Regions from separate parts of the Homo sapiens genome. Here region 2 is linked to region 1. Evidence: read pairs that join two places in POLR2A ChIA-PET (ENCODE). Cell type or tissue: Caco-2. All regions are shown on one strand. Each heading gives the region's core, and the rest is flanking DNA. Links, peaks and the distances in the headings are about the cores only. Region 1 overlaps JAML (junction adhesion molecule like). Region 2 holds the start of SCN4B (sodium voltage-gated channel beta subunit 4).

What was found. ChIA-PET counts read pairs that join two places held together with the same protein. Peaks named below come from ENCODE experiments on the same cell type or tissue, not always from the same donor. Only the 100,000 strongest peaks of a DNase experiment are listed, where the experiment ranks them.
Region 2: POLR2A ChIA-PET joins it to region 1 with 11 read pairs; 4 of 35 experiments call an interaction of 5 or more read pairs at or near these places.

The regions. Positions count from the first base shown.
Region 1 is chr11:118,206,441-118,221,766 of GRCh38, reverse strand. JAML (junction adhesion molecule like) reads left to right here. Exons shown (of 10, transcript NM_001098526.2): 2 at 6,881-6,943; 3 at 9,206-9,360; 4 at 11,055-11,280. The coding sequence starts at 6,901. It also overlaps the pseudogene HSPE1P18. Among named protein-coding and RNA genes, the nearest start is that of JAML, 11 kb to the left of the region's middle. RefSeq lists a silencer at 9,199-9,493. In Caco-2, for the core only: no CTCF peak of the experiment used is centred there; DNase peaks (open chromatin) are centred at 5,267, 7,452, 7,804 and 9,446; H3K4me3 peaks cover 203 bases.
Region 2 is chr11:118,144,678-118,160,003 of GRCh38, reverse strand. SCN4B (sodium voltage-gated channel beta subunit 4) reads left to right here and starts at 7,181. Exons shown (of 5, transcript NM_174934.4): 1 at 7,181-7,391; 2 at 14,775-14,947. The coding sequence starts at 7,331. RefSeq lists enhancers at 6,063-6,563, 14,585-14,784, 15,001-15,326 and a silencer at 14,095-14,164. In Caco-2, for the core only: no CTCF peak of the experiment used is centred there; a DNase peak (open chromatin) is centred at 7,103; H3K4me3 peaks cover 1,063 bases; H3K27me3 peaks cover 379 bases.

The DNA.
Region 1 (15,326 bases), core at 4,013-12,012:
AACCACAAAAGACTCACTTTTGGAGCCAGGAATTGAACCCAGGGCACCACTGTGAGAGGGCAAAGCTTTAGCAGTTGAGCTACAGCAGGGGTCCCCAACCCCTGGGCAGTAGACTGGCACTGGTCCATGGCCTGTTGGGAACCGAACCGCTCAGCAGGAGGTAAGTCGGGGGCAGACAAGCAAGCATTACTGCCTGAGCTCTGCCTCCTTTCAGATCAGCGAGGGTATTAGATTCTCACGGGAGCATGAACCCTATGGTGAACTGCACATGCAAGGGATCTAGGTTTCATGCTTCTTAGGAGAATCTAATTCCTGGTGATCTGAGGTGGAACAGTTTCATCCCCAAATCATCACCCACCCTCCCTGGTCTGTGGAAAAATTGTCTTCCATGAAAAAATTGTTTTCCATGGGGAAAAATTGTCCCCGGTGCCAAAAAGATTGGGGACCAGTGAACTATAGTGCAAGATAACTGCTGTTGTTTTTTTCCGGGAGGAGTTTAGAGCATTTCAAGCTTGCAAAGGATTTTAACTGCTCAAGAGAACTTTCTAGGACTAGCCATGTAATTATTACGCATGCTTCTTTTAATTTTGCCTTTTCCTTTTAATGGTGTACTCAGTTCCAATGGTGACTGAATCTAAAAGCCTGTTAAACTCCAGATAGTGATTTTCCAGATTTTTACCATATAAGCAAAAGGTATTTCCAGAAAGGGGTAGAGGAGGCATCTCTATGACAGGGAGCTCTTGAACTCAAGGGGAAATTGATAATTTTACTTGCCACCTCCAGAGTCACCCTTGGCTTTGTTTTGCTGTGATTTGGAATTCAGCGGGGGCAGAGAGCCCACTTCATTTTAAGGCCATCAGGGGCTAGAATTCTGTCCTCAGGGTCTTTCAGCCCTCAGGACAGTCCCATTTTCAGCAGCTGAGCTTGTGGCAGAGGGTACAAGCTGTGCGGGGCTTTTTCCCATGTATCCCATTGGGGCAGTTTGCCTTCCAGTGGCCTGGCCATCTGCACTGAGGGCACTTACCTGGAGGAGTGTCCTTAGGGCAACCTGGAGGGAGCTGAGGGCTTCTAAATCAGCCAACAATTGAGCCTGCCTTTCTTCCCTGCATTTTTCTTTCTCCTTAGCCCTGGCCTCCTTATTCTGCTCTTGGTTATAAAAGATCGAGGAGGCCAAGTTGAGGATTCTTTGCATAGGGACCACGCTGTATTACACAAGAAAAGTAGATGTTTCTTTTTGAGAGTCTGAGGGTTAAATTTGTCTCAATGTTTTAGGATGCAATGCAGAGGTGAGTCTGAAGGAACAGATGGGATTTGTCCCATGGTGGGACTGGAAAATGATGAGCCAACCTCTGGGGGCTAATGTCCGCTGGGGACACAAACTGCTTTCTCTTGAGGCTTCTCGCTGAGGAAAAGCGTTCCACTCTCATCCACTGATGGACTTGGGTGCACTTTCTAAAGGGCATCCCAGCTATCAGAAAGACTTCTCTGCACTGGGGCCTTGCACCGGATAATCGGTTCAGGTATGAGGAGAGGGGAGGTGAATGGGGAGACTCACTGCTCTGAGGTTGCTTGAGCTCACCTAGTTTGGGAACATCCAGAGCAGGAGGTTTGCCTGTCTTCATGGGGAGAATTTAGAGTGAGAAAGAGGTGGGTCTGAGTTCCCCAAACCATGTGTGCCAATTGTGACACATAGAGGGACTTTTGACCAGAAAAGGTAGGAGAGGGTTTTCCTCTCTCCCGGGCAAGGCAGACAAAACTCTTCAGCCCCTGGCCTTCAGGCCACACCAGGAAGTGGCCCTGGTCAGTTGTCATAAGTCACCAGAGGGATACTAGAGTTTGTTTCAGTTGAAAACTGAAAAGGAAAGCAAACTCTGATTGGGTGGTGACTTCTCACCAGGACCTTCTGGTCCACAGGGAGCAGCCCTGGCCAGGACCTTCAGCTGTCTCCAAACTTGGATGCTGTTCACTGAGATAGTGGAGTTGGAGAGGCAAGGGACAGAGTAGGGGAGAGGTCCCCAAGCAATCCCCTTTTGGATCACCAAAATGTTGCGGGTAGTGACTAGCTAGGGCCGATGTCACCGGCAGCAAATGTATTTACCAAGACAGTCATAGGAAAGAAAGGCAGATTTATTAGAGAAGGTATGAAAACATGTTGCAAGGTTGTAATGGGCAGCACAGCAGAGAAGGCACTGTCTGCAAAGAGGCAGGGGCTGAAGGGAAGTTTTATAGGGTGGTGCTGGAGGGGGCTACCTGTGAAAGAAGTCATTGTGCCCATAGAAGTCATTGTGCCCTCAGGTTGTTTGATTAGCTATGTCTCAGAACAGTTGTTCATTGTTCTTCCTCACCTGGGTCCTCCCCAGCTGGGACCCCTCCTCATTGTTGCTTACTTAACAGGACTACACACATACTGTTCTCCATAGTGGCTGTACTAGTTTGCATTCCTACCAATAATGTATAAGAGTCCCCTTTTCTCTGCATCCTCACCAGCATTTGTTGTTTTTTTGTCTTTTTGATAATAACCACCCTAACTGGTATGAGATGATAACTCATTGTGGGTTTGATTTGCATTTCCATGATTACTGATATTGAACATTTTTTTCCATATATGTGTTGGCCATTTGTATGTCTTCTCTTGAGAAATGTCTGTTCAGACCATTTGCCCATTTTTAACCCCCCATACACTATTAGTAATAGAAAAGAAGATCCTGATAGTTATAACCCCCTAGAAGGACAGAAGGTATTTGCCAGAATTTATACTGTGAAAGAACCATGAGCTCAGGTCAAAATATTTGGCCAACAGATGAGATAACTTACTATGGAGAATTATCTCCAAACATCTGCTGAGGAGATAAATCAGTATCTGGAAAGAGAAGGAAGCAGTGTAGAAGTTGTGAATGTCAATGGTGTCTATTATCAAGGTGCTTAAGGTGCTTCTGAATGCTTTTGCTGGATTTTTTTTAAAACTGAAATTCATTTTATTCATCTACATATGCAACCAGAATTTTGTTATTCAGCTAAATATGTATATATAAAATTCAGAATTTGTGGGTGTTGGTGAATATATAGATAGGAATTTGCAAATATCTGTCAACTCACTAGGAAATTCAAACTTGAATAGTGTTCTTGGTAAATGTCCAAGGTGTTATGAACTCATTTGACAAGTAGTTACTGAGGATGTCCCCGTACCTCACACCATGCTGGCACTGGAAGTGTGGTGGCTCATGGGCATGGCTCTTGGCTTCATGGAGCTTATAGTCTTGGGGGTGGAGGTAGAGAGCAGGGTCTTAATTAAATGAGCACACAAATAAATAGATAATTAGACATAGTGGCCCATGCCCTAAAGGAAAGGTAGAGGTACTATTAAGACATGTGGCTGCCGGGCATAGCAGCTCACGCCTGTAGTCCCAGCCCTTTGGTAGGCTGAAGTGGGTGGATCACCTGAGGTGGGGAGTTTGAGACCAGCCTGGCCAACATGGTGAAACCCTGTCTCTACTAAAAGTACAAAATTAGCCAGGCATGGTGGCTCATGCCTGTAATCCCAGCTACTCAGGAGGCCGAGGCAGGAGAATCACTTGAACCCGAGAGGCGGAGGTTGCGGTGAGCTGAGATCGTGCCATTGCACTCCAGCCTGGGCAACAAGACTGAAACTCCATCTCAAAATAAAAAAAAAGACATGTGGCTTGGGGACCTGTCCTGGGATGAGTGGTTGAAGAGAGGTTTCCCGAGGAAATGATATTTAACTTGAGATGTGAGCGAGGAGCAGGTGTTAACTGGGTGAAGGCCTGAGCAAGGTGGATTGGTAGACCATTCAGTCAGGAGGAACAGATTAATCTTGTTTAGACAAATAAACTTCAGAAAAGCTTTGCTCTAAAATATTGATTACTTTCTCAAATGTGGAGGAAGAGCATAGTGTGGCAAAGACACAGGCTCGGATCCAGGATGGCTGGGTTTGAATCCTCGCTCTGCCACTTGCTCTGTGTTCTTAGGCAAGTCACATTGTCATTCTCTGCCTCATTTCCTCATCTGTAAAACCTCATGGGGTTGTTGTGAGGATTAAATGAGTTACTGTGTAAAGCACCCAGGGCCTGGCATTAACCTTCTCTGCTTTATTACACATCAACTACTGATTTCTAGTGTGCTGCTATATTAAGAAAAAGGTCTGATCTTTTAATATTGAAAACAAGGCCCGGTGATTTTCCCAAAGATCAAAGAGTTGGTTAAAGGAAGATCTGAGCCCAGAAGAGCATTTAAAAAAAACTTTTAGTAATTTTTCCGCTAAAATCATTGCTTCTGTCTTCACGGAGTTCTAGAGGTGCATCCGAGTATGTAGGACTGACAATGAGCGTTTTCCATTCATGATACTCATGTTTCTTAGCATTTGTTTGAAGATGGTTTGGATGTGGCTCTGAGTTACTCGGCTTTAGTGCCAAGATTCAGAATCTTTTTAGAGTCGCTGGCTTCCTCTTAGAATAGAGTGGAGCGGGGACTGCTGCAAGATGCCTTTAAGTTGATTTCAACTTAATGGTCACATTGTCAGCTATGAGCATTTATCCAGTATATGCCAGGCATTTTGCCGGTGCTGCCCCACGGTAACAGGACACACATCTAAATAAGGCACGTATGGTGCTGCCTTTTAGAGTCTGCAGACTTGAGTTGGTGGCAGACATATAAATTAGTCATTACTCCTCCATGCGGTTGGTGAGCTGCAGGGGGAATGTCCCACTGCTAAGTGCTGTTTTCTGGGCAGAGGAGGGAGCACAACCAACTCCCTGGGGAAGGCAACAGATGTCCCAGATGTGATGAACTTATGTTAGGACACACCATAAAGGAAGCCCCTTATGACCTTCATCCATGTATGTATGGGGCAAGGTGGGTGGCACGGAGCAGGAATGGGGTTTTGCTTATGTTGAGAGAGGTCTGTGTTTTCACTAGAGGTTCTTTTGTTTAGGGGAATCTATGTGACTCCTGATATATCTGGCTCAGTGTAATTATTATCCCCATTGTTACAACAAGGTTCAAAAATGGAAACTTAAGTTTCCTGTTCATTCTGATTCATCATTTGCCATTCTTAGAAAGGTAGAAGCTCAGAACCTGAAATCTCCCCTAAAGCTACAAACTCTGTTTCTGACTCTTATCTATATAAAGAATCTTCCATGGTAATGCTTCCTATTTTCAAAGCACTGTTATCTACGTTATACTATTAGATCCTTTCATTATCAATCCCTTTTAAAGGCAAGGAAACAGGTTCAGCAAGATCAGCTGACTTCTCTGTGTAAGTGGGACCTGAGGTAGGAACCTCCTTGAATAGCTTGACTCTGATTTTCCAGGTAGAGGATTTTGTTGATTGGAGAATACGATTAAGGAATGTCTTAAGTAATCAATTTTTTTTTTTTTTTTTGAGACAGAGTCTCGCTCTGTCGCCCAGGCTGGAGTGCAGTGGCGTGATCTCGGCTCACTGCAAGCTCCGCCTACCAGGTTCACGCCATTCTCCTGTCTCAGCCTCCCGTAGCTGGGATTACAGGCGGCCGCCACCATGCCCGGCTAATTTTTTGTATTTTTAGTAGAGATGGGGTTTCACCGTGTTAGCCAGGATGGTCTCGATCTCCTGACCTCGTTATCCGCCCGCCTTGGTCTCCCAAAGTGCTGGGATTACAGGTGTGAGCCACCAGGCCCGGCCAAGTAATCAATGTTTATTAATTAAAATGGCTACCGTATGTGCCAGATGTCCTAGCAGAGCTGGGTGGGGTACCTTGCTGTTAATGCAAAAAACATATCTTTCCTCTTAGCAGATTCTGAGGTGGAATCTCCCCAGCGGCAGGGTGGCCAGGGGTAAAGACCACGGCTGAGGCCAGGAGCAGTAGCAGGTGGGAACTCAAGACTGGTTGCACTGTAACTCCTGAGAGTCAGGGTTCTTCTGTTTAGCTAAGAAAATTTGGGGGTGTTTGGTAGAACAGTGAATCCTTTTCCAGGGGCTGGTAAATGCAATGAAATGAATACTACAGAGATAACATGCATATCAAACACATACTTTTGTCCAATGCACAGCCCAACTCTCATTCTAGCCACACTGCCCTGCCTTTAAAAAGTTAAAAAGAAAAATAAGATAAAAAGTGCACCATGGGCCAGGTGCAGTGGCCCACGCCTGTAATCCCAACACTTTGAGAGGCTGAGGTGGAGGATCACTGGAGCCCAGGAGTTTGAGACCAGCTTGGGCAACACAGTGAGACCTCTCTACTACTTAAAAAAAAAAAATAGCAAGTGTGGTGTAGCATGCCTGTAGTCTCGGCTACTCAGGAGGCTGAGACAGGAAGGTTGCTTGAGCCCTGGAGATCACGTCACTGCACCCCAGCCTGGGCAACAGAGTGAGAATCTGTTCCCTCCCCCAACCTCTTCCTCCCAAAAAAGTAGTAATTCTAATTTAGGTGGAGAGATGGGGAAAAATTTCAGGCTGGATATCCTATAATTTTTTGTTTGTGTGAAACATACAGGTAGTGGAAAATCTAGGGTTGTCATCTCAAGGGCATCCTGCAATCATTTGCTTTTTTTCTCTTGAAAAGCAACTTTCATCTAATCTTCCCTTATGGCCAATCTAAAGCAGCCCCCAAGTGACTCTTCAAACACTACTCTGTTTTGTTTCATCATAGCACTTATTGACATCTGGTATTTTCTTATTCATTCATTCATTTATTTGCTTCTTTTTTCTCCACCTCCCGCTGCATACAAACTGCAAATGAGCTGGGACCTCGTCTGTTTTTCTTGTTCAATGCTGCATACCAGTGTCTCAAACAGAGGCTGCTCCGTATAGTCCTTCACTATTGGTTTTTTAAATTAATGAGCTTCTCTTGACATGATTTTGTGATTTTTGTTCTTTTATCTTAAGATTTGAAAGTTGAGAGCAGCATGTTTTGCCCACTGAAACTCATCCTGCTGCCAGTGTTACTGGGTAAGTAGAAGCTAAGGGACTCCGTGGGGTATTTGATTTCTCCTGAGTTCTGTGCATTATTAAAAGCCAATTTTACATATTTTCGATTCCCTTGGGTTTGTTGAAGATGGAAACCCTAATGTGGAACTTCACAGTTTTGTTGAAGCAGCTGTTGTTGAAGCCAACTAGCTTATGGTTTCTTGGGAAGCTGAAGCTTCCTGTTTCCATTAGAAACAGAATGCATTTGGGTCCTAAAGGGTGTTCTGGGACCCTCTTACGTGACAAAGGGAAAGTTTCTCTGTGGCATTCCTGCACTTTAAATTGTTATCTTTAAAACCACAGTTCGCCTTGAATCAGGAACTGAAATTACCAAAGAGAGACCCAGAGCTGTTTTTCATACTGTGGCCATGTCAGCCTTCTTGTGGTTCCTCAAATGGACTGAGCTCTTTCCCAATTTATGGTGGTTTCCTTTGCCTGGAACCTTCCTCCCAGCACTTCAACCTAGCAAGCCCGCCCGATGCTTCCTTACCCTTCAGGTTTCCCCTTATGCTCCACTTCCTTCTGAGGAGCCTGACCTGGCCATCTCCTCAGACCAGATTGGTCTCCTGTTTATGCCTCCACCTAAGTGCTGAGCTTCTCGTTGCTCATCTCCACTGGTTTCTAGGTTTTCATCCTTTTCCCCCATGCCTTTTTCTTTATCCCATGGATGTAGTTCTGGAAGGAGAAGAAATTAATCAGGTGCTTTGCTCTCATAGCCTTTTCTTTTTCTCTTTATTATTATTTTTTGAACTTTGGACAGTAATTTAAACCCTGACTCAGCAAAGTATACAACAGGATTGCCTTTGCTCCTATTCCAGGCAATCCAGAGTGTGTACAAACATGCACACAGGCACGCACACCAAAATGGTGTTCATTAGATAATTTTTCTCAAAGAAGCAGGGTTATAATGATCTCAGAAGGTATTTAGACATTTTCCTAGAGGTCTGTGGAGCAGCCTGCAGGTTTTTGCCCTCCGATCCAGAGAGCTACCAGTCCAACCCCTGTATGTGGTGACTTGGTGGCACTGGGGGTTTTGTAGTTTTTTGTGGAGAGGTTTTCCTTTCTTGCAGAAAATCTCATCTTCTTCAGCTGTTTCTCTACCAAGATTGCCCTTCAAACATCAGTTTCTCTTTGCTTTGGTTGCTGTTGTTGCTTCCTAGCAGTCCTTCATTTAATTCTACACACAGTGTTCTTAATATTAAATTCGCTTATTACACTTTCAATCACACATGGAGCTGCTCAATTCTTCCTTACAGGAAAATTCCAAATATTTGTTGGAGCTAATTTTGATTTCTTTCAAAATAATTCCCTCTGAAGGGTTTAGAGTCGATGTTTTCTTTTGTGTCCTCCCTGCTGTGTGAGCCTACTGTTGGGGCAGGAAGTTAACTGTCTTCTCTCAGGGAAACAGCTTGGATGAAAAGACTGGCACATTTTCTGTTCATTCCCATCACTTGGCTCTTCTCTGATATGAACTGGGCAGCATCTAAATGTATCTTTCTTGATTTTGTTGTCTCTTTGCATAGAGCATATCTTGTGAAAACAGAAATATCCATGTAATGGTTTTTTCTTGTAGTGACCGCTCGAAATTGCTTGAGCAACATAGAGATAATGGGCAGGGGTCCCTGTGTGAAGCACCTAGAGGCTGGAAAGCTGATGGCAAAGCTGGAGGGGTGAGGCAGGGAGAGGATAAACACAGTGGAAATGCAGGAGGAAAGCTGTGCTCTGTGGTGGCCTAATTACAAGGACCTGCCCTACAGCCAGAATCAGCCAGCAAATGCTTTTGTAAAGGAACTAAAAGAAAGGGAAAAGAGGAAGTAAACAAAAGGTCCCTTTTCAGAGAGGGAACCAGTGGGAGATTTAAGAGCAAGGAACAACCCATTTCGTCGTTATGGTAAGTGGAGGTGAGTTTCTAAATTGATGATCAGAAAGGAGAGACTTCTGGGGTTTCCCTTATTTCTTTAGAAAGGTTGGGAGGAAGAATTCCAGAAAAGTGTAAGGGGCTGGATAGGAGGAGGGAGCCAGATAGCATTTATTGTAGTATGAAGATTGCAGAATCCTTCTGATGAGCCATATAGGTAACTAGAGGACAGGGATGCCATGCTGCCTTTGAACATGCCTCCGAGGACTTTGTCTATGTTGGATCATCCAGGGAGAGGGGTGTTTAGTACTCCATGATTGGAATTGATTTTTGTTGTTGAGAGTATTTGTCTAAATGATGTGTCCTCTTGCCTTTGACTTCTATAGATTATTCCTTGGGCCTGAATGACTTGAATGTTTCCCCGCCTGAGCTAACAGTCCATGTGGGTGATTCAGCTCTGATGGGATGTGTTTTCCAGAGCACAGAAGACAAATGTATATTCAAGATAGACTGGACTCTGTCACCAGGAGAGCACGCCAAGGTAACGCGGGGGAAACATCACTATGTAATAGAAGCCCCTGACTGCTGGTGTCAGGACAGAGTGGTGTAAGAGTCAGGCATCAGGTGCCACCAGGAGGTGTTGCAAGAGCCGGGGCTTTGGAGATTATCAGAACTGGGCCTCGTCCTAGCTCAGGAATTTGGTTATGTTATCAGCTGGGTAAGTAAGTTACTCAACCTTGCTGATCTTAGCTTCCTGAGCTGTGAAGAGGAAGGCAATTACAATAATGGTAATGCTTACCTTTCAAGTAGTTAAGGGGCTGATGGGAGACACAAACTTGAAATGAGAGGTTCCTTGTTCTTGCACATGAAATTCTTTGAGTTTCCTTCCTTTATCTCTACCCTTTGTTAAGTAGCAGAAGCAGGTGAGAGGGGTAAATTCCGAGGTTCTAGAAAGGAGAGCTCTGACCTAGGCATAAGAACTATACCACAATGATCTTTTTTGGGGTGGGGAGGAGGACAGATTCTTTCAGTGTTTCACTGCTCCATGTATGTGCTGGGGAATCATCATTTTCTCCTTTGTGGCTGCTTAAAGTGTTGGGATTAGCAGATGCAGCATGGTGGGCGAGGTTCTTTCATGGAGCTCTTTGGAGTGAGGAACAGTGTATTAAGCCTCATCAGACAGTCTGTATAGATACTCGTATATCAGGATCATTTGTGAAAAACATCCCAAGTAGTTTGTTACTAACAATAAAGTCCTAATGTTTGCAAACAAAATATTGTTTTTGTAGCTCAGAGCACATTCCCTGTTGTCCCTATAATGCTACTCTCATTCAAATTTTTATTGGCCTTTATTTTTATACGAGGGATAAACCCATAGTGTAAGTAGAAATAAGAATTTCTGCTGGGTGTGGTAACTCATGCCTGTAATCCCAGCACTTTGGGAGGCTGAGGCGGGGTGATCACTTGAGCTCAAGAGTTTGAGACCAGCATGGGCAACATGGCAAAACCCCATCTCTATAAAAAAACAAACACAAAAATTAGCTGGCTGCAGTGGCATGTACCTGTAGTCCCAGCTACTTGGGAGACTGAGGTGGGAGGATCACCTGAGCCTAGGAGGTTAAGGCTGCAGTGAGCTGTGATTGTGCCACTGCACTCCAGCCCGGGTGACAGAAGAAAACAATACAAAACCAAAACCAAAAACAAAAGAATTCCCCAGGGCCCAGCCTGGAACCATTCCCTGTGGATGACTCCTTTTGTGTTACGATACTGCTGCCGGGAGGAGGGTAGAAATGAGAAAAGTGGCAGCCAGCCGGCCATGCCTGGAATTCTTACGCCAACACCACCCACAGCACTAGTGAAAATAGATCATGCATTTGAATGCCATCTAATCCGGGGCTGTGGCAGAAAATAGGGTGAAAATGAGAGATGGTTTTCAAAAGTTGTAAGTTAAAAACCGTAGAGTGATCTTCAGAGTGGGTGCTATATTTTACCTTAAACTGTAAGAAATAAAATGTGGACTGCATTTCTCCATTTGTCTTTGTAGAAAGGGAGTTGCAGAGCTTGTGCAAGTTAGACTGTTGCCTGGCACATTATTTTTATTAACTGGGTACCAAATGCTTTTGGATCATGATCATGATGATAGCTCTGCTGCCCCCACATAACAGAGTCTTTGGGATCCAGGCTCCTCGGTCTGGCACCTCTTTTGATTGTCTCCAACACTGTTTTGCCCTTCAGGACGAATATGTGCTATACTATTACTCCAATCTCAGTGTGCCTATTGGGCGCTTCCAGAACCGCGTACACTTGATGGGGGACATCTTATGCAATGATGGCTCTCTCCTGCTCCAAGATGTGCAAGAGGCTGACCAGGGAACCTATATCTGTGAAATCCGCCTCAAAGGGGAGAGCCAGGTGTTCAAGAAGGCGGTGGTACTGCATGTGCTTCCAGAGGAGCCCAAAGGTACGCAAATGCTTACTTAAAGAGGGGCCAAGGGGCAAGAGCTTTCATGTGCAAGAGGCAAGGAAACTGATTATCTTGAGTAAATGCCAGCCTTTGGGCTAAGTACTTACCACAGAGTGAATCTTCAAAAAATGATCATAATTATTTCAGTCAATAAAAATAGAGTTATTTTATTAAATAAAATATTGATAATTATTGTATTATTACTTTAAACACACTTCCCCCTCACAAAAGCCCTGTGAAGGATGTTTTGTTCACATATATGTCCAAATATGTTTTGGACACATATTTATTAAATGGAATAAATAGTACTTGAACCCTGGCACCTCTGACAACAAAGTCCATGTTCTTTTTACTATGCCCTAATACCTTTCATCAGTTATCCACATTGATGCTACATCTGTATTTTATAGGTACCCTATGTTAGGTGATCTGGGGGATAGAAAAGAAATAAGCAGGCCAGGCTCAGTGGCTCATGCCTGTAATCCTAGCATTTTGGGAGGCTGAGGCAGCAGAACTGCCTGAGCCCCAGGGTTCAAGACTGCAGTGAGCTATGATGGCACCACTGCATTCTAGCCTGGGTGACAGAGCAAGACTCTGTCTAAAATAAAAAAAGAGAAAAGAAAAGAAAAGAAAAAAAAAGAAAAAGTCTGGGTGTGATGGCTCATGCCTGTAATCCTAGCACTTTGGGAGCCCGAGGTGGGAGGATCACTTGAAGCCAGTTTGAGACTAGCTTGGGCAACATGGTGAGACCCTATGTCTAAAAAAAATAAAAAATAAAAAAAAAATAATAATAATAGCTGGGCATGATGGCACATGACTGTGGTGGTCTCAGGTACTGGGGAGACTGAGGTGAGAGGATCACTTGAGCCCAGGAGGTGGAGGTTGCAGTGAGCTGTGATCACACCACTGCCCTCCAGCCTGGGTGACAGAGCTGAGACCCTGTCTCTTAAAATAGAAAAAAGAAGAAAGGAGCAGATCTTTCTAACTCTTCTTTGCACTTTATTTTTCCATTTATAAGTGGAAGGAGTGGGTGGTTTTAAAATTTGTGCTCTGTAGAACCTTAAGCTCCAAAGAACATGAAGGGTAAGAGCGGGGCAGGGGTAGGACCCTAGGCTCCCACCTGCATTGCAACCAAAGTCCTTTTCCTTTTTCCTGTTGTATTCATTGGGCTGCCAGGTAAGATTTGGTCTGAATAAGGATTCTGCTGCTTGCAAGCAGTTTGAAAGGGAGAGTATAAGCTGTGGTGGCCCGAGTCATTTAGAAAGTTTTTTTCGCCTCTTTGACTGGGTATTAGTTGAAAGGAATGCAGCTGAGACTGTAACCAAAGGAGGCATTATGCTTCCAGAAAAATCTCAAAAGTATTGCAAGCAACTGTAGAAGCTGTTGTATTGGGCTCTAAAGGAAAGGGTGGAGAGATTCAACCAGTTAGCCCAAAAGCTGGAGATAAAATTCTTCCCCCAGAATCTAGAATATGGAGGCACCAAAGTAGTTCTGGACGACAGGGATAATTTCTTATTTAGAAATGGTGGCATTCTTGGAAAGTATATATACCGAAATAAATCACTATTGAAAAAGCCTCATGTGAAGACACTGATTCCACTGGAGTTCTGAAATCTTTCATTGTGTAAATAATTTCCATGTCTCTCTTTTATAATAAACTAATGATATCCAAACTAACGTTAGCCAGTGTCTCTAAAATTTAGTTTTGCTTATTGATATAAAACTTACAAATAAAAATACATAAATGAAAGTAAAAGTTTGCAAGCCACAGAACTAGATGCATTCTTTAAGAGTGTGGAATAGAAGGAACAGTCTGTGACCCCAGGAGAGCTTGCAATGTAGTTAGGGAACTAGAATCTGGGGCCATTTCCCGCCTGCAGCTAGCTTAGGTCCTTAGCCTCCCAGCTTTATTAATGAGCTCCTCTGGTGCACCCTGCCTTCCTCTCTTATGACACTCATCACACCTATTCACTTGTGTCTTCCCTGCTTGCCTGGGCGTAGCCCCTGGCACAGAGTAAGCAATTAATAAGCATTTGTGGAATGAATGAAATTATTGAGTTAGCATCCCTTGCTTGAATCTGATTTCTAAAAAATGGAGTTGTAGTAGGTGGCCTCTGGCCCCTCTCCTAATTATCCTACTTTTTTTTCATTGTCATTTTTCTCTTAATTCCAAAGCTCTTGTTCTCCAGGAAGAAGAAGCAAATCAGATGCCTGTGCCCAAGGATTCTCTCTCTCTCTCTCTTTTTTTTTTAGGTGGGGTCTTGCTCTGTCACCCAGGCTCTGGAGTTGCAGTGGTATGATCACGGCTCACTGTAGCCTTGAACTCCTGGGCTCAAGTGATCCTTCTGCCTCAACTTCCCGAGTAGCTAGGTCCATAGGTGTGCATCACCATGCCTGGCTTTGTTTGTTTGTTTAAGTAGAGATGGGGTTTCCCTACGTTGCCCAGGCTGGTCTCAAACCCCTGGGCTCAAGTGATCCTCCTGTCTCAGCCTCTCCAAATTGCTGGTATTACAAAGGATTCTCTTTTTGCTTCCTTTTTCTGCCTTTGGTCTCTAATGCCATGCCTGAACACTTGTCCATGCAAGCATAGCCTTTTCCTGCTTAGAAGAGACACAGAGGGAACCACAAGGAGTCAATTTCAAGAGCTGAGGAATCCATGGAAACAGGCTAGGGCAATGTTAGAGATAGTCAGATATTCCCCCAGTGGCTAGTGGAGCAAGCTGTATTTTTTTTTTCTTCCAGCTAGAATGGGAATAGATCCAACCCCTAACAATTTTGCCTAGTGGACCGTGCTCCAACTTGCTTTATGTAAGTTGCCTCCACCAACATGGCAACTCCATTTTTTGTAGTCATCTATAATTTTCTCTACAAAGTTTACCCTTCAGTTGATAGTCTCTCTATGATTCTACCACTTCAATTCTTTTTTTCATAGTTCTTAATTTAAATACTATAGATGAAAATAATAATTAGATTAATGTCCTCTACTTTTGCTCTAGAATCAGCCATCCTTCTACTTATGTGGGGTGCCACAGTAGAGTGAGTGAGAAAACTCGGGCTTTCCTTTCACTCAGACCTGGGCTTAAATGTTGGCTTTACCTTTCCTGGCCATGTGGCATTGGGTTCCTTTACTTTCCTTCTCTGTAAAATGGGAGAGTAGTCATACAAACCTCAAAATATTGTAATGACTAACTAATCTACTGTGTATAGGGTGTCTAGCACATGGTGGTGCATTGAAAGGACTCAGAATGTTCAGTTGTTATTATTGCATTTTAAAAATAGAGTTTAATTCTTAATGTGCTGATAGATTTAAAGGGAGTTTGCTTCCTTACTGGTATTCTTTGGAGTAACTTTTTTATCGCTTTCAAAATAATTCCTTCCATAGATTTTAGAGTTCATAATATTTTCTTTTGCTTTCCTCCTATTGTGCATTTCTCCTGCTGGGCAGGAAGTTACTCTTCTCCCAGGGAAATAATTTGGATGAAAGGGTGGCTTATGCACTCTGTTCCCTTGTGATCTTTGCTTAACACTCTTTGGAAGGAACTCTGTGCACTTAAGACCTAGACTTGTGTCTTCCTTATACACCACCCTGCCTTTCATTGCTTAATCAACTTTGTGGTTGATTTGTACAGAGCATTACTGAAAAATCAGAAATGTCTTTCTACTTCTTTTCTTTTTCATGGGCCACTTAAAATGACTTATGTAATAAACATATGGTGGGTCAGCTGCTTGTACAATAGTCAGAAGGAAGAGCCTAGGAGGTGGAAAGCCAGAAGCAGGGGAAGTCGGGAGGGTGGGGGCAGGAGAGAGCAGGATTAAAACAGAAAGAAAAGTCAAGGAGAAAGCTGTCTTTTGTCTTGGCCTAATTAGCAAGGAGTCCTGTGACTTGTACCAAGGCCAGAACTAGGTCCTAGAATAAAAGAAAAACAATAAAAGAAGTTGAAGAAAGTTACCCCTGGTTCATTTTTTTAGTTGGGAGAGTCAGTGGGTTAAATATAAGAATGAGAGTTCTATAACTTTCCACTTCCTGTTTATGCTAAGCAGAT
Region 2 (15,326 bases), core at 3,557-11,556, 61 kb after region 1:
CAGGCTCCAGCAGCCCAGTGGATGAGGGCTCCGGAGGGCCTGGGGAAGGAAGCCCCGCTGAGAACCACATCCTGGCATCCTGACACGGCACATGGATGTCGTGGGGGGCGGTCAGTGGAGCCTAGCCTAGGAGAAAAGGGAGCAAGGCCCTGGGGAAGAGGTGATGGGAATAGATGAGTTGGGATGGGGGAGTCGGTGGCCTGGTATGGCAACTTTGTCTTTTCTCTGGCAATAATGACCTTCAGGTCTAGGAGGTGCTGGGGAAGGAAGGGCAAGTGGGTGCCAGGCATTCAGCTTGGCTACTTTGGATCCCATGGGAGGGGCTTTCCCCTATGGCCCTGGCAAAGTCACCTCTATCCCAACCACAGTTGCCTCTGCTTCTCAAGTGGGACACATTCCCAGTAAACACGTGGCAAAGGGACTAGGAACGGTTAGCCCCAACAGATTCAGAGTTCTTCCTGTGGGCAAATGGGCAGAAGAGTAGGGTGTGTTCAGCCAGGAGGGGAAGTTGACCGATAGCGTGGCTGTTGACCGATAGAGTGGCCCAGGCTGTAGCCTCAGGGACAGGGATTAGACTTGTCCCATTCTGTCCCAAGGCAAGACATTAGGACTGGCAGGGAGAGACAGATATTCATCCAGTGTAAATCAGAGCTGTGCAGAGGGTCGAGTTTTTGAGGTAATGAAATCCCCATCCCAGAAGGTATTTAAGCATAACTTAGGGGTGTTGTTGAGAAAGTTCCTATATCAGGGCATACTTTTAGATAGCCTTTAAGTCTACTGATAATGGCCCTCTGCAGTCTTCTTTTTAGGACTCAAATCATAGAAGTGGGATAAAAGTCTTGCTTGCCTGAAGATAAGTATAACACATACACCGGCAAACATGCACACGTGTCTGGCCCTCTGCTTTCTTACTCAGTTGTGGTCTTCCCCAGGTCCCCTCTATACCCCTGTACCGCTTTACCTGGTTCTTCTGTATCTGATCTATCAGTGGTGGGGACGTGGGGGGTGTGGGTGAACCTCTATGTACAGTGAGAAATACGCTGGGAGAGGGTGGGAAATTTGAAGACAGGTGACCTTGGGGAGCTTCTTTCCAAAGATGAGGCCAAGTCTAGCTTGCCTTCCTAGGCCCACCAGCCAGGTCAGAAACTCCTGTCTTTCCAGTCAAGACTGTAGATGGAAGATACAAGTCCTCCCTGCCTCCCTATCCCTGAGTGCTCCCAGCTTTGCCAAATCTGTCAACATCTCCCTCAACTCCCCCCATAGCTTGCTCATACCCGTGCAGGCTGTCCACTGGAGCTGAGCCTGCTGGAAGGGCTAAGGGGTGGATTTCATGGCCATCTTGAACTTGAAGGGCATTGAAGGAGGAAGGTATGGGACTCTTGGCTAGATCAATAAGAAGAGCCACTGTTTACTGAGTACCTACTCTGTGCCTGGTGCTGATCTAGGTATTTGATGTATATCAGCTTACTTCATCCTTAGGGCAAGGCCCCGTCCAAATGCATTCTTTTCTCATTTTTACACATGAGGAAACAAAGTTCTGCAGTATTATAAGTATGTGTACAAACAAGGTGGCACAGCTAGGAAACAGCAGAGCCAAATTCACACTCAAGGCCTGATGAACCAAAGCCATTACATGACACCAGGAGAAAGGACAGTGAACTGGGCTCTCGCAGACCGAACACTTGTGGGTGAGGGAAGGGTGGCTTGGAACCAACCCTAAAATGACCATGGACAACAGCATAAGGGCAAAAGTGTGAGCAGAGGCCACGCTTTCCCGGCGGGCCCCTCCTGCCCACCCCTACATGGCCTGGCCCTTGGCCCCACAGCTCTGTGCAAACAGCTGCAGCATCTGCTGGCCACCTTCTCCTCCCCTGGCTTCTCGCTCCACTCCCTTCCTGCCAAAAGCCTGTGTATCCTCTGCTTCACCTACTAAACAATTGTCTCCCTGTCCCCACCCGTCCCCTTCAGCCTGAGCCACATTCCAACTTTAAGTTGCCCTCGACTCAGGAAGACTCTCCTCTGCTCCCAGGCCTCCTCTCTTCCTCTCCTCTGCCCCCCACCTTCTCTGCCGCATTTCCTCTCCAGGTCCACATCCTCCCTCTCCCCTCACTTTGCAAGACCCACTGCTCCCACATTAAAATGCTCCTAATGCATGAAACCAGAGCATCTGGGGAGTCCTGCCGGGTACTCCGCGCTGTGCTGTGCTTCTGGCTTGGCCAGTCTGTCTCAGGTGCCCATTTCAAAGCCAGGCCAGGAGGGCATCTGACTATTCAGCTGACAAGGCAGTCCTGTGAGCGGCAGGCTGCAATGAATGACAAACCTTCCCAAAGCCTCCAGTTCCCAGCCCTCCTGAGCCACCATCCTCCCTTGATGGGCAGGCAGGGGGCCATGGTGATCCATGAAGCAGAGAGAGAAATATAGCTCTGGGGTGCTGGGTAGGGTGGTTGACACCCTGTCCGGGGGCTTCAAACCCCACCCCAATGTGGCCTATAGTAAAGAGATGTCCAGGACTCACCCCATCTCGGAGCTACTGCAAGGGCAGCACATACCTTCTCCCGGAAGTGGGCACACACCCTCTCCAGCTCGGGACTGGCCGGTGAGCATCCCTCTGGTCAGGATATTTCGGCTCCCTCCTCCCTCTGCCCTCCTCCTTCCAATGAGCTCATCTGTCTGGGGCTCCCTACCCATCTCAGCCTGAAAGGATGTTTGGACAGAACCTGGCAGAAAACAGAAACAGAGGAAGGGAGGGATTGAGGAGGTGGCTGCCTACCTGCCTCTGCCCAGAGCCCCTAGAAAGCAGAGAGGAGTGAGAAGAAGCGATCGACTCTCCTTGGGAGAAGGATTCAGAAAGAGTTTATCTTTACTCCAACTCGCTGGTGTGAGGTGGACTCTGTGCGGTGTTCCTTGCTGGACCGCTAAGCCGCGTGCCTGCGGGTTGGTTTGGTACATGCTGTCCTGTTAACCCCCTCGGCACCTGCCAAACTTCAGTGGACGCTGAGACTCTGGCTAGGGGCAAGCCAGTGCTCTGAGCTGGAGGAAGGGAGTGGTGAGTAGGGAGGGGTAGAGAGAAGACCTCAGTGCAGCAGGAGGAAGCTCCTAAAAGTTTGTCCAGGTAGCGTCCACTCAATCCCTACCCAAGTGGCAGAAGGGTTTGTGGACATTTAACTTTAAGTTAGTGCAAGTAGAGAATCTCCTGCCTGCAGTTTCCCCATCCTGAGACCGGGGCTCTGGTTACCACCAGGGGGTAGCTCGGGGAAGGCGAGATGCACCTCTTGGTGTTGTTCTGGGGAGGAGCTGTGAGGTGGGTGTGTGTGGGGGGAGGCGGGCTCCCTGCAGAGCCCGTTGTCCTCCAGCTCCAAGAGCCGAGTCAGCGCTGCGCTGAGCTCCCTCTGTTACCTGCAGTGCCCCAGCAGGAGCGCGAGGGTTTATGGGGGAAGAGGAGGGAGAGGGAGGCAGGCGGGGAAGGGCAACAGGGGAGCCAGAGTGGGAGGAGGCTCCCTGCCAGGCTCTTGTTACTTAGGAGGAACTCCTCTCAAAATAGCGCTGGAGACCTCCTTGGAGCTCTCTATTGCCCTTCCTCCTCTGCACAGGGTCTCGATGCCTTCCTGAGAACTGACAGGGGAGGAAGCATTCCATGTACCCACTCTGATCATCTGTACAAGGTGATCCTGCTCCAGGGGGTGAATGCCTTCCAGTGTAAGAGCGGCTCTGGAGGCTGGCAGCTGGAGCTCAGCCCATTCCTGCCCATCCGACTTCCCCTGGGGCATGCTGATTCCTCTCTAGGCTGGCCCCTGCTGGAAAGCAGGCACCCACCCTCCTTCCTAGCTCAGATCCAGCTCCCTAGGAGGGCAGGGGAGAAGGAGACCAACTGAGTCAGTTGCTTGGTCCCTGGGGATTTTTGTTGGGCTGACTGCTTCAAAGAACCCTACACGAATCCCCAAGGAAACAATCTCCTTCCCCTTAAATCTAGGCCTTGTCTCCTGCAGCCTGAGAGCGGGCAGTTCTCTGACAACTCTGTGGCACAGGGCCCAATCGGCCTCTGCATCTTTGAAAACTGGCTCTTCAATGTATTTCTGAGCTAGGCCACCCAAGAGCTGCGTGTGCATTACCCCATCACCAGGAATCGGGCTTGTCCGACCGTGGCTGGGGACTGTGTACCCAGATACCACCCCTGCCCTCCCCCAAGGGACTTCCAGCAGAAGGGACAGGAGCCAAGGTGTGGTGTCTGTTTCTTCCTGTCCCTATCCAGTGTGACTGGGGACTCTTGAGCTGGGTGAAGAGGTGCTAAATCAGGGAGGGCCCCTGGAAAAGATAGTTTTGAAAAGGTAAGAGAGAAGGAGCTCTGACCTTTTGACACCCTCTCCCCTGGCATCCTCAGTAGCAGCCTCTGAGTTAGATCGATGGGCTAGGGTTTTGAGAATTTTTGAGGAAAGTGCTCTATAAATGTAAAATCCTCTAGCCCTTAAGCTAATGCATTTCCCAAGCACTCTTTCTGCCCAGCTGCGGAGCCCTCCTGGAGTTCTTTAGAGGAAAGCTGGGGGTGTGGATTGGGGAAATCAAGTAATGGGGGAGGTTCTAACGCTGACTTTAACAGTAACTGTGTAGCTGACCTCGGGTTACACATTCTACCTCTCTGAGCCTCTTTCTTCATCCCTAAGGCATGAGGGTTTCCTATGGACCCTTCAAACTCTATGAACTGGTGAGGTAGCAGTGAGGTAGCAGGGAAGGTGGGGAGAGGACACTGAGGACGTTGGCCATCTTTTCCTGTCACCAGGATCTAAAGATATCCCTGCAGCTCTGTCCCTCTCCTCCCCCTGCTCTGGGCAGGGGTCACTTTCCTTCCCTTTGGCTCACCTCCTCTCTCACCTCAGTCTAGGGTTCTGAGAAACATGACCCCTGCTGTAAAAATAAAGTGGTCAGTTTGTATGCCTGGCCCTGCGGATCTAGTGCAAGGACCTCCTGGGGAAGGACAGGGTAAGCCTGCGGACCTGGAGACAGATGGGGAGGCTTAGCCTCAGGGCCCACAGACCTCTTTAAGTTCAAATGTACTGAGTGTTTATCCTGTGCCTAGCTGTCTGCTGAGCACTTTTACATGCAATAATATCTCATTCCCTCTTTACAGCTAGGTCCACTTTTGATGTTGCAAGTCCTGGAGCAAAGGTACAAATGGAAATTATACATATGTCTAAATATTAATCAGGATAACAAAGTGTTAAGATTGATGTTTTATCCTCTGCCTTTAATTACTTTTCCTTCATGATAACCTGGAAAACCATGTCCAAAATGAAATTTTCAGGCCATTCTCTGGTACACACTCTTCTCTGGTCCTGTAGTGAGAGGGGCTCTTGTGCATGCCTAGGGTGTGTGTCAAGTTACATGCACTCCCCATCACCTGCATACAGCTGTCCCTTGCCCACTGCTCTAGCCCTTGAGTGCACACCTGATATGGCCAGCCCTTGAAAGGACAGATCTGGGGAATAGGGAATTCCAGAGTTCCTGATACCTGGAGTACAGTCTAGAAGGGGAGGAGGTGCATGCCCCCACCTGCCCTGCCCCCTTGGTCCCATGGACTCATTCTCCAGTGAGGGGCATGGCCAGAGGAGGGCCAGAATGAGGGCCTTTAAAACCAGAAATCAGGGCTGAGGCTTCTGTTGCCCAGGTCCAGGGGTAACATCGCTCTTAATAAGCCTAGGAGGCAAATATCATTGCATTCACCATTTTATAGGTGAGGAGCAGAGGCTCCCCCAGAAGACCATGTAACTTGCTCAAAGCCATACAGTCATAAATGGTGGCGCTGCCAGAGCCTCTGTGCCACTATAGGGAAGGCAGCGACCCTCTCTCCTGAAAAAGCAAACAGACATTCAGCACTTTGCCTGCAACCTCAAGGGGTCCGTGATCACGCCGAAGTCCACCCAGAGACCCCTCGTTAAGAAGGCGGTGCGTTGGTGTGCCTGCAGCAGAAGTCAGACCATGAAGTGGGAGCGGGCTTCCCAGTCCGGACCAGTCCTAGACAGTAAAGAGGGCCTGTGATGCAGGGAGGGTCTTGGATGGTTGGAAAGGTGCTGAGGAGGAGATCGACTCATTTACAGAACCACCAGCCCAAGTAGCACCGCTCAGGTGAAACTCTTTCACTTGGGCCTGTCTGGGAAAAGGCTTACTCGTTCACAGCCTCGCCTCAGCCCTCTGACCTGGTTGTCACCCTGGACTCCTCCACCCCTACCCCAAAAGGGAGGCCGAGGGAGTCTGCCGTTCCGAAGAAAACAGGAGAGTTGGAGGAGGGCGAAAAGGCAGCATCTGAGGGGGACGGCCTAGGTAGGAAAAATGAGAAGCAGGGGTGCAGCGGGAGGGTGAAATGGGGCGCAGGACACAGACCAGGCGCGGACCAACCTGCTCCCTAACCTGGAGCGTGGTGATTTCCAAGGGGTCCATGGAGAAATGTGGGGCGGGGTGGCGTGGGGGTGGGGGAAGGGAGGGCCGGGGCAGTTTGCAATGGGAAAGCTCTGTTCCGGGCTTCCTAAAACAACCGCCGGAGTTGCTGAGCGATGGGGCAGAAGGTGGCGGGAGCGGGTCCCGAGGCTGCACGCGCGCCATGTCGCACGCCACCGAGGAGGCGCAAGCTGCAGTGGGCAAGCCCGCACACGCCCACCCGTTGCGGCAGCGTCCGCTGCGGACTTTAAAGCGGTCCCTTGGCGGTCCTGGGAGAGGGAGCCGCTAACCTTCCCGTGTTCCCCCAAGCAAAGCAAAACAGTCTTCCAGCAACCGAAAAGCTCCACCTCTACTCCCCCCGAACTATGCTCCTAATTGGCAGCTCAGCGCATGGGATGATGCGGGTGGCTGCAGGCCGGCCCTGCAGTGCCAGCCGCAGCAGCCCAGCCCCACTGGAGAGGGAGTTGGGGGCACGGCGTGGTCCCGGGGCTCCGGGACCGCGAGGCGGGGTGCGGCAGGCAGGGTGCGCAGCGGGCGGGGGCTCCCCGGCCTACGCGGCGGCCACCGCCCCTCCTGCGGCTGGAGCGCTTCCAGAGCAGAGGCGCAGCCTCGCTCGCCGCTGCGCTCGCTCCGTCTTCCTCCCGCTCCTGCTCCGGCTCCTCCTACTCCTTCCCTCCCGCCGTTGCTCCAGCAGCCGGCTCCCAGCAGCGGGCGAGCGCGCCTCCCCCTCCGCTCCCTCCCTCCCCCTCCTCTCGCTCTCTGCCCGCTAACTTTCCCGAGCCCCGACCGGCGGCGCAGAGCTCCGGGGTAGCTTTGTGGCCGAACGCCGACCTCGGGCGGAGAGCGCGGCTGTGCCCAGTATCCCATCCCCGCGACCCCCGCGCGCTCCGGAGAGAACAGGACTATGCCCGGGGCTGGGGACGGAGGCAAAGCCCCGGCGAGATGGCTGGGCACTGGGCTTTTGGGTAAGGCAGCCCCAGCTTGGTCTCTTCTCTTGCCTCCCCCCACCCCCAAAGAAGGGGACACTCGAGAAGGAAGATGCCTTGGATGGGGTGGGCTTTGGAGTGCGGCACGGAATGAGGATGGTGGCCGCCGGCTTCCTGCCTGGTTCCTGCCTGGTTCATAGGCTGTGCTCCCTGGGGACCGTGTGCGTCCCTCTCTACCCCATCAGCCCGCCAGTCTCAGGATTAGTTTTTTTGCTGTCCTTGGCACCTTCGGCTCCAGGTATTTGGAGCTGGATCTTGGGGCTGCAGCGCGGGTCTCCAGAGTTCAGAGGTTCAGGATGCTGGAGGAGGGGGGTCCGTGCCTTGAGTGCAGGGGATACCAGGTGGGTTGCACGTGTGACTGTTGGAATGGTGGTTTCCATCCCGGCCCAGAGCCGTTTGCTTGTTTCCCAGGCACCAGGCATGCACCAGTTGGGGGTGGGGGAGTCCCCTTCTTCCTGGGCCCTTTTCCTGCTTTGCTCCTCTGCCCTGTACCTCCCTCAGGAGCCACTGCCTTCCCTACAGCAGCACCTGAAAGCTGGAAGGGGCTGGAGGGGCTTGCGGGATCATTCAAGGCCCTTTAGGAACGGCCTTGTCTCTCTTCCTACAAAGAGATTCCGTAGGGAAGACCTGTTTGACCTGCTCCTGGCTCTTCATTTTTGAAGTGAATATGGAGACAGAGAAGACATGTCCAGAGGACACGGAGGAAGAAGCATTATTAATATCTATTAATATGCACATGAGAGTTTTGAGTGTCAAACTCCAAGAGATTAGGGAATGATATTTATTCATCCAGGATGTAATCTCCTCATAAATCATAGCCAGACTTTAATGTAAGCCGACTCCATCTCTGGCAACGGCATCTCTTCCTGTTTATATTGGTCAGATTTGGCTTTTGGCAGCTCCCTGCATTGGGTAAGACACACGGTGTAGGTATTTCTGCTGAAAACAGGGAGACAGAACCCTATAAGGGAAGTGGCTACTGTTTCTGCGAATGTAAACTGTGTGCAGATCTAGCAGGTTGGTGCCTGGTGGTGAAGAGGGGAGAGAGTATTTCTTGTACTTGGGATGTTTATTTACCTCTGTACCGCTAGATGGAAGACACCCTTGTTTTCTCCTGTACCTTGGCACAGATGTCATGCTGGTTTCACAGTGACCTTAATGAAGTGGGCCTTAGTGACGCCTGAGGCTCCTTTTCACAGGGTGGGCACAGCGCCATTCCATGCTACTTCCCCTCATCCCATCTCAGATCAGCCCAGGTCCCCATGGTGGCAATGGCAGGGGTAAAGGATCACTGAGGAATTCAAACTCAGCCAGTCATTAAACTACCCCACTTCACACCTCTGGCTTACCTTCCTGGGTGGTGGGATGCCAGTCCCTTGTTTGTTAGAATACTCATAGAACCAGGCCTCTGTGGGCAACCAAGAGGGCCCTGAAAATGATGTGTGTGTGTGTGTGTGTGTGTGTGTGTGCACGTGTGTAAGGGGGATTGTAGGCACAGTCTTGGTACATTGCTCCAGGTGGAAGCCCCACCTTCTCCAAGGACTGTTCAGCTGTATAGACCAGGTAGGGGCTAAGGCCTATTGATATAGGTTTAGATGAATTTCTGAGCTACCCTTTGGGAGCCCAGGAGAAAGCAGAGTGACTTGTAGGTGGGAGACCTGCAGGCCCCAGGACTGGCCTCATCTGCTCTGTCCCCTGCCCCTCTGGTCTGCAGAGGGACTCCAACCAAAGTCCCTTTGGCCCTTGACCAGGTAATACTGACTGAGCCCTCACAGGGGCATTGGTCTGAGCTTGGGACATAGATGACATCCTTGCTTCTCAGTCCAGTGGGGGAGATACAGAGACGACTGGACAGCCAACTGGAGGTGTTCCCTGGGAACATCAGAGTTGGCAGCAACTCTGGGAAGCAGAGCACAGAACTCTCCTAGGGATGAGGAAGTCATGGTCCAGAGAGGGATGGTGACTTGTCTAGGGGCTCATGGCCAATTGATGGCCAAGTGGGACAGAATCTAAGTTTCTTGGGCTCTGTCACACCACGCTGCTTCCCACTTAACTCAAGTCTGGTGAGGGGGAAGGTAAATAGTGATTGTGCTTAGGGCTGAAGAATAAGTGAGGCTCTGGGGCATGAGTGTGGAAGGATAAAGACTTGAGGGGCCTAGAGCGGCTCTTTTCACAGCTTCGGAGACTGGGTACAGAGCAGTGAACTCCCAGGAGTCCTCTTCCCCTCTCCCCGTATCAAACCCAGTCTCACAGACTGAGACCAAAGTGATTTTTGATAACCTAACAAAATACCCTTTTCTTAAACTGAGAAGCAGTTTCCAAGGCTATATTATTGCCATTGAGGTTTATGTGCTTTCCAATCTCTTCCTAAGCATGTAACTGGTAATATCTCTGTCCTGCCCACTCCTTCCTTGTTCCCCCATTTACTTAATTGCTGTGATCTGTGTTTAATTATCACTTGTGAGGGTGCTCTATTGCACAACCCTGTTTCCCCTGGTGTGTATTTATTAAGGGCTTGTTTAATGAGAATGCAATTAAGGAGAGGGTGCTCAGTCCCACTCAGAGGAAGAAAAAGGAAAGAAGAAGCAAGGAGACTGTGGAGAAGAGAGGAAAGGGGAGAAGTGGAGGGAGTTTGAATCTGGAATCCTGGGTTTGAATCTGGAAAACATGCTTAGTTCTCCTTCTGAACCTGCTGGAGGTGCAAGCCTGTGGGGGCACCTGAGAGAGAAGGCTGGAGTTCCAAAGCTCTTATGACTGGCCCCCTTCTGGTGGGATCAGCATGAGAGGGAGACTGGGCACAGCAGACCACCTTGCCCTGCTGCCAGTCCTCAAGGAGGTGTAGGGATCTCTGCATAAGCCAGGGGTGGGCCGTGCCAACACAACCTGCTCTCTGGCCTGTAAGAGGAGGGACAGGCATGCTGCTGGGACTTGTTTGCAAAGCTGGTTTCACTGAGCATCCCATGCTGTCTCAGGGGCATGCTTTCATACCAGCAAAGCTCCTGGGGATGGGCAGGAAGCAGGTAGGTTGCCTAGGGAGAGAAAGCTGAAATCTTTCCTTTGTCTCTGGGCCCAGGGGCCTTACCTGGCCCATCCCTGCCTCCCAAAGCCCCCAGGGCCTGCACCCCAGGAGGGGTCCTGTCCTGCTGGCCTCAGCCCACTTTCTGCCCCCCAGCTCTAACTTTGAGCCTTTCTAACTCTCCCTGGGCCAGAGTGTATCAGCCTCCCTATTAAAGTCAGCCGTGTGTCCACTTGCCATGCCAGCAAGCCCTCAGAGCTATATTTAGAGTGGGTACCAGCCTGCCCCTCTTTCCTCCCCGCATCCTGGGGTGGCTGTGAGTGATCCCTGGATGTGGGAAAAGGTGGTGGAAAGTTTTCTGCCTCCACATTTGCCTTGGGATATATGGTAGCTGCCATAAGATTCCTGCTGGTGTGAATATTTAATAATATGATTTGCATGTGCTGAATACTTTTCCACTTTAACAAAAGTGATCCTGAGTCAGTCCTCAGACAAAACCCCAGATGAGGATGGCAGGGGGCCAGGACTTCAGAGAAGGCAAAGAAAATGGCTGCTCTGAGAGTGGCTTTTTAGTGAGGAAAAGCAAGATTTTGGGGTTCAGGATGGAATTCCACAGGATCAGGACTGGGAAGAGTTGTTCCTCAATTCCACAATGCCGGAAAGAGGCCCCCCACTCTCACACACACACACACGTACACTTTAACATTCTAGAATTAACTTTAGAAAACAGCAAAGCAAGGCTTTCTTTACTCCGGGGAAATGGCCACATGGAAATAAGCCAAGAAGTGGTAGAGGGTGAAAATACAGATCAATGTGGGAATGGCCTGGAGACATTCTTGGCTGACACTGGTTATTCAGGGAAGCTAGGGGTGCCCTGGTTACCTGTGATGAGGGACACCCTTGTCCCCTGCTCCCCTTTCAAATACCACCCTCCTCTACCTGCAGGGTGCCCACTCACGGCGGCCCCTCTTGTGTTTTATAATCTCCTGTTCTGGCTTCACACCAAGCTTGAGAAGTAGGAAAGAGGCATCCCTGCCCTGGCTTGGGGATATGCACACCGGATGTGGCACCTCTGACTTTCTCAAGGTCAGCTGGCAGAGTGGGGCCTGCCTTGCGCATGCTCACCAGTCCTCTCTGGACTTGGTCATCCTGAAGCAGCCCTCCGGCGGCCTTTGTGGACCAACACCTGCCCCTGGTTCCCCCCTCTCCCCCAGAGCAGCCTCATAGGAGACACTGAGTTCAATGGGAGGCAGGCCCCTCGGCTTTCTTGTGCATGACCCTCCCAGACATAACTGGCAGGACTGCATGACTCCCGACTGGGAGGGCTGTGCACTGAAGAAGCCAGGCTTGCCCACCCTCTCTGATGCTTTCACTCGGGCAGGGCTCTGGACTCTGTGAAACCATTTCTGCCGGTTTTCATTTTCCCCTCCCAGCTACTGAGGAAATGGCAATGCTTCACTTGCAGAGTCCTGAGTGTATTGGACTTAAGTCATCCACATAGGTGCACACAAACCAGGCAGAAACGTGTACTGTGTCATGAGCCAGACCTTAAAGATACAGTGTTCCCCTCTCTTCTGGACCCATCTTTTGCTCGTTTTTGCTTCTATTTAAAGCAATCAATAAGATTTCCTTTTCGCACGCATCTTTTGTGCTCTTGAATATCTCTTTCTGGCTAGGGTTGAGGTGGGGAGATTTGGGCACGGATTTGAGTTCCCCCATCTCCTCCAGGACCCTGATTCCTGGACCGGTATGCTGATGAGGAGGAGCTGCCACACTCCTTGGTGCCCTGAGGGAGGCCATTAGCTATCAGGAAGCTGCCTTGTCTGACAGCTTCCCTGTCCACTGCTCTGCATTCACTTCCTGTTTGTGGGGGCTGTGGAGGGTGGGAAGCAGAGTTGGTATCTCCCACCAAAAGGTTCTAGTGCTGGCTGCAGACTGGAGAGTGGGATCTTGTGTCTGGCTTCTGTCCCTAGACCTCTGGGGGAGATGGGGCGGAGGAGGGCAGAGGTAAACAGAAAGGCAGGAGTTCTATGGAGTGCTAAGCCCTGATAGCAGTGTTTTTCTTGGAGAGTGTGGTTGGTCACAGAGTGGTGGAAAGGGGCTAATATCTGAACGCTGCTTATTCCACTCACTGGGTGTGTGGCCATGAGCAAGGTAATCTTTTTAAGCCTGTTTCCTCATTTGTTTATTGGGAATAAAAATAGTAACTTATAGGATTATGATGAGGGTTAAATGAGACAGTGTATATAAAATACCTCTCCTATCCTATAGTAACTGCTCAGTCTCAAATTCACCATTTACTCTGTGGCCCTGGGCAAGTCAACTCTCTGAGCCTCAGTTTCATCATATATAAAATGGGAACATTATACCTGCCTTTGAGCATTCTAATAAAAGTCGTAGTTAGTATGCACAAATCCTCTCGCACCGTGGTTCTCAAAGTGTGGTCCCTGCGCACAGCATTCCCTGGGAACTTTCTCGAAATGTAAAAGCTCAGGCTCCACTCCAGACCTGAATCAGAACTCCAGGGGCTGGGCGGAGCCAGCCGTAACTGTTCTCCAGGGGATTCTGATGCGCTCTCAAGTTTGAAAACCATGGCTCTAGAACAAATCCTGGTTGGCCACAAATCCTAGGAGCTGGCCAAAAATAAAGGCTAATTGAAATAACTTCCCAGCACTAATTGGAGCCCTGGTGGGTAGATCTGGGTCTCTTAGGCAAGTTACATAACCTCTCTAGGCTCAGTTGTCTCACCTACAATGTGGACCTATAATAGTACGTGACTCATAGGACAGGCCGTGAGGATGAAATGTGCCTGGCACATAGTAGATGCTCAGTTAATATCAGCTAGTACTATTGTTAGCGACAATGGCCGAATCACGATGGGGTTACTGGACCACGGGGTGTGATTTTAGGGCTGGGGGATATAAGCACTTCACTTTGTCATCAGAAGCTAAGGGCACAGGAAGAAGCTGAGCAAGCAGGGCTGCCTGCTGTCCTTGGAGATCCTTTTCTGTCATTTGAAAAGCATTGCTCAGACGCATTATCATCCGGTGGGGGCAAAACAAGAGGTTTATGATGCAGAACAGGGAATTAAGTTAGACAACAGAGGGCCTTCCTGAGAGTGGGGTTGGAAGGTGCCAGTGTCCTCTAGGGAGGAGGTGAGGCAGGCATCCACTTCCAGACACCCTCCCCGCCCCCGCCTCCACCGACCTTGAGGCGAGTGGGGTTTCCTTGGGGCATCTGCAGGACTGGGGGTGGGTGTGTGTGTGGGGCGGGGTGGCGGGGAACCAGGCCCCCTTACAAGGACTCCGGAGCGGGAGTTTGGAGGCCGTGAGTGGAGAGGCCTAGTCCCAGCGGAGGGGGCCGCATCGGAGTGCTGGGGCGGAGGTTCGAAGCGTGAGAAAGAAGCCTGGGGGCGCTCGGGGACGAGGGGGCGGAGTGTGGCGAGAAGGCCGGGCTGCAGGGCTCAGGAGGGGACCGCGGGTCCAGCGCCCTCCCCGTCCCGCCCCCGCGCGCGTGCACTCGGGCTGGCCCGGAATCCCTCCCCAGGGTGTCTTCTGCCACTGACTTTCCCACCCTGGCTGCGCCCGCGCGCCCCCGCGGCTGCCAAGCTCCAAGCCCCGCGTCGGTCCCCACCCCCGCCGTGTTCCCCCCTGCCAGGCCGTCTTCCTGCGGTTCCCAGGGTCCCGTTTGGCGGCCAGAGGGCGTCGGACTCGGCTGGCCCAGCGAGGTCCAGCCCGAACGTGTCCTTCTGCCTCTCTGCCCCTGGGGACCAGGGAGGAGCCTCCAGGGCGGGGGAACGAGAGGCTACTGGACGGCGGCCCGGGACTGCGGCGGCCGCGTTTCTCTTCTTCACCTTACGGGACCCGGCTCTTCCCCCTCCTCGACCGCCCCGCCCGTCAGTCCTGAAAACCTGGCGAGAGGCGCGTACTGTCCTAGGGGAATTCCCCTGCAAACAGAAGGGAGCCCGCCCTGCGCGTCCTGGAGTGGGTGCGGCAGGAGCGCTTCCAGGCACTGCGTCCCCAGGTGAGGGGCGGAGCCGGGGCGCGGTTCGCGGCAGTGGCCAGGCCTTTGTTTCCTTGGGTTGGGGTGACCCCTGGTGGTCATCCAGAGCGCAACAAGGGCTACTCCCTGGTCCAGAATTCAGTCCTTTCCAGGGGAGAAATGGAGAATGATGGAGGGTGGCCCAGGCGGTGCTGATTGGAGTAGACAGCCATCCTCCCGAGGTTGGCACTGAGGGTGATAGAGACCTACCTGCCTGGCCAAGCTACTCCGCCCTGCCTAAGCATCCCCTTCCAGAGCTCCAGGCTGGTGGGGTTTTATTAAGGGAGGCGGTGCTCCTTACACAGGCCTCTTCCTGCTCCCCGTAACCCTGTCGCTGGAGGTGTCTGTGGGAAAGGCCACCGACATCTACGCTGTCAATGGCACGGAGATCCTGCTGCCCTGCACCTTCTCCAGCTGCTTTGGCTTCGAGGACCTCCACTTCCGGTGGACCTACAACAGCAGTGACGCATTCAAGATTGTAAGTATTTGGAGGAAGAACAGTACAGCCCAGCCTCCCTCACCCATGCCTCGCCTCCTACGCTCTGGTCCCTTCTGGACTGAGACCCACTGCGATGGTCCCCAGAACCCACCTTTTGCCACCCTTTCTCCCAGTATTCTTTTCAGAGCCTGCCAGGAAGGATGTAACTGGGAGAGATGCTTAGATCGTGTTGCCAGAATTCGGGGACTGTTGGAATTCTTGGCTAGAGTCCTCTGTCTGGTCTTAAGAAACACCCGGAGCTTGGATTGCTTGTCTAAAAATCAATAGTTTAGTCTAAGAAACAGGAGAGAGAAAGGCCTTGGAAAGCTTGGAGAGAAGGAATGAGAAGAGTCTGAATGAGGGAAGGGCTGAGAAGCTG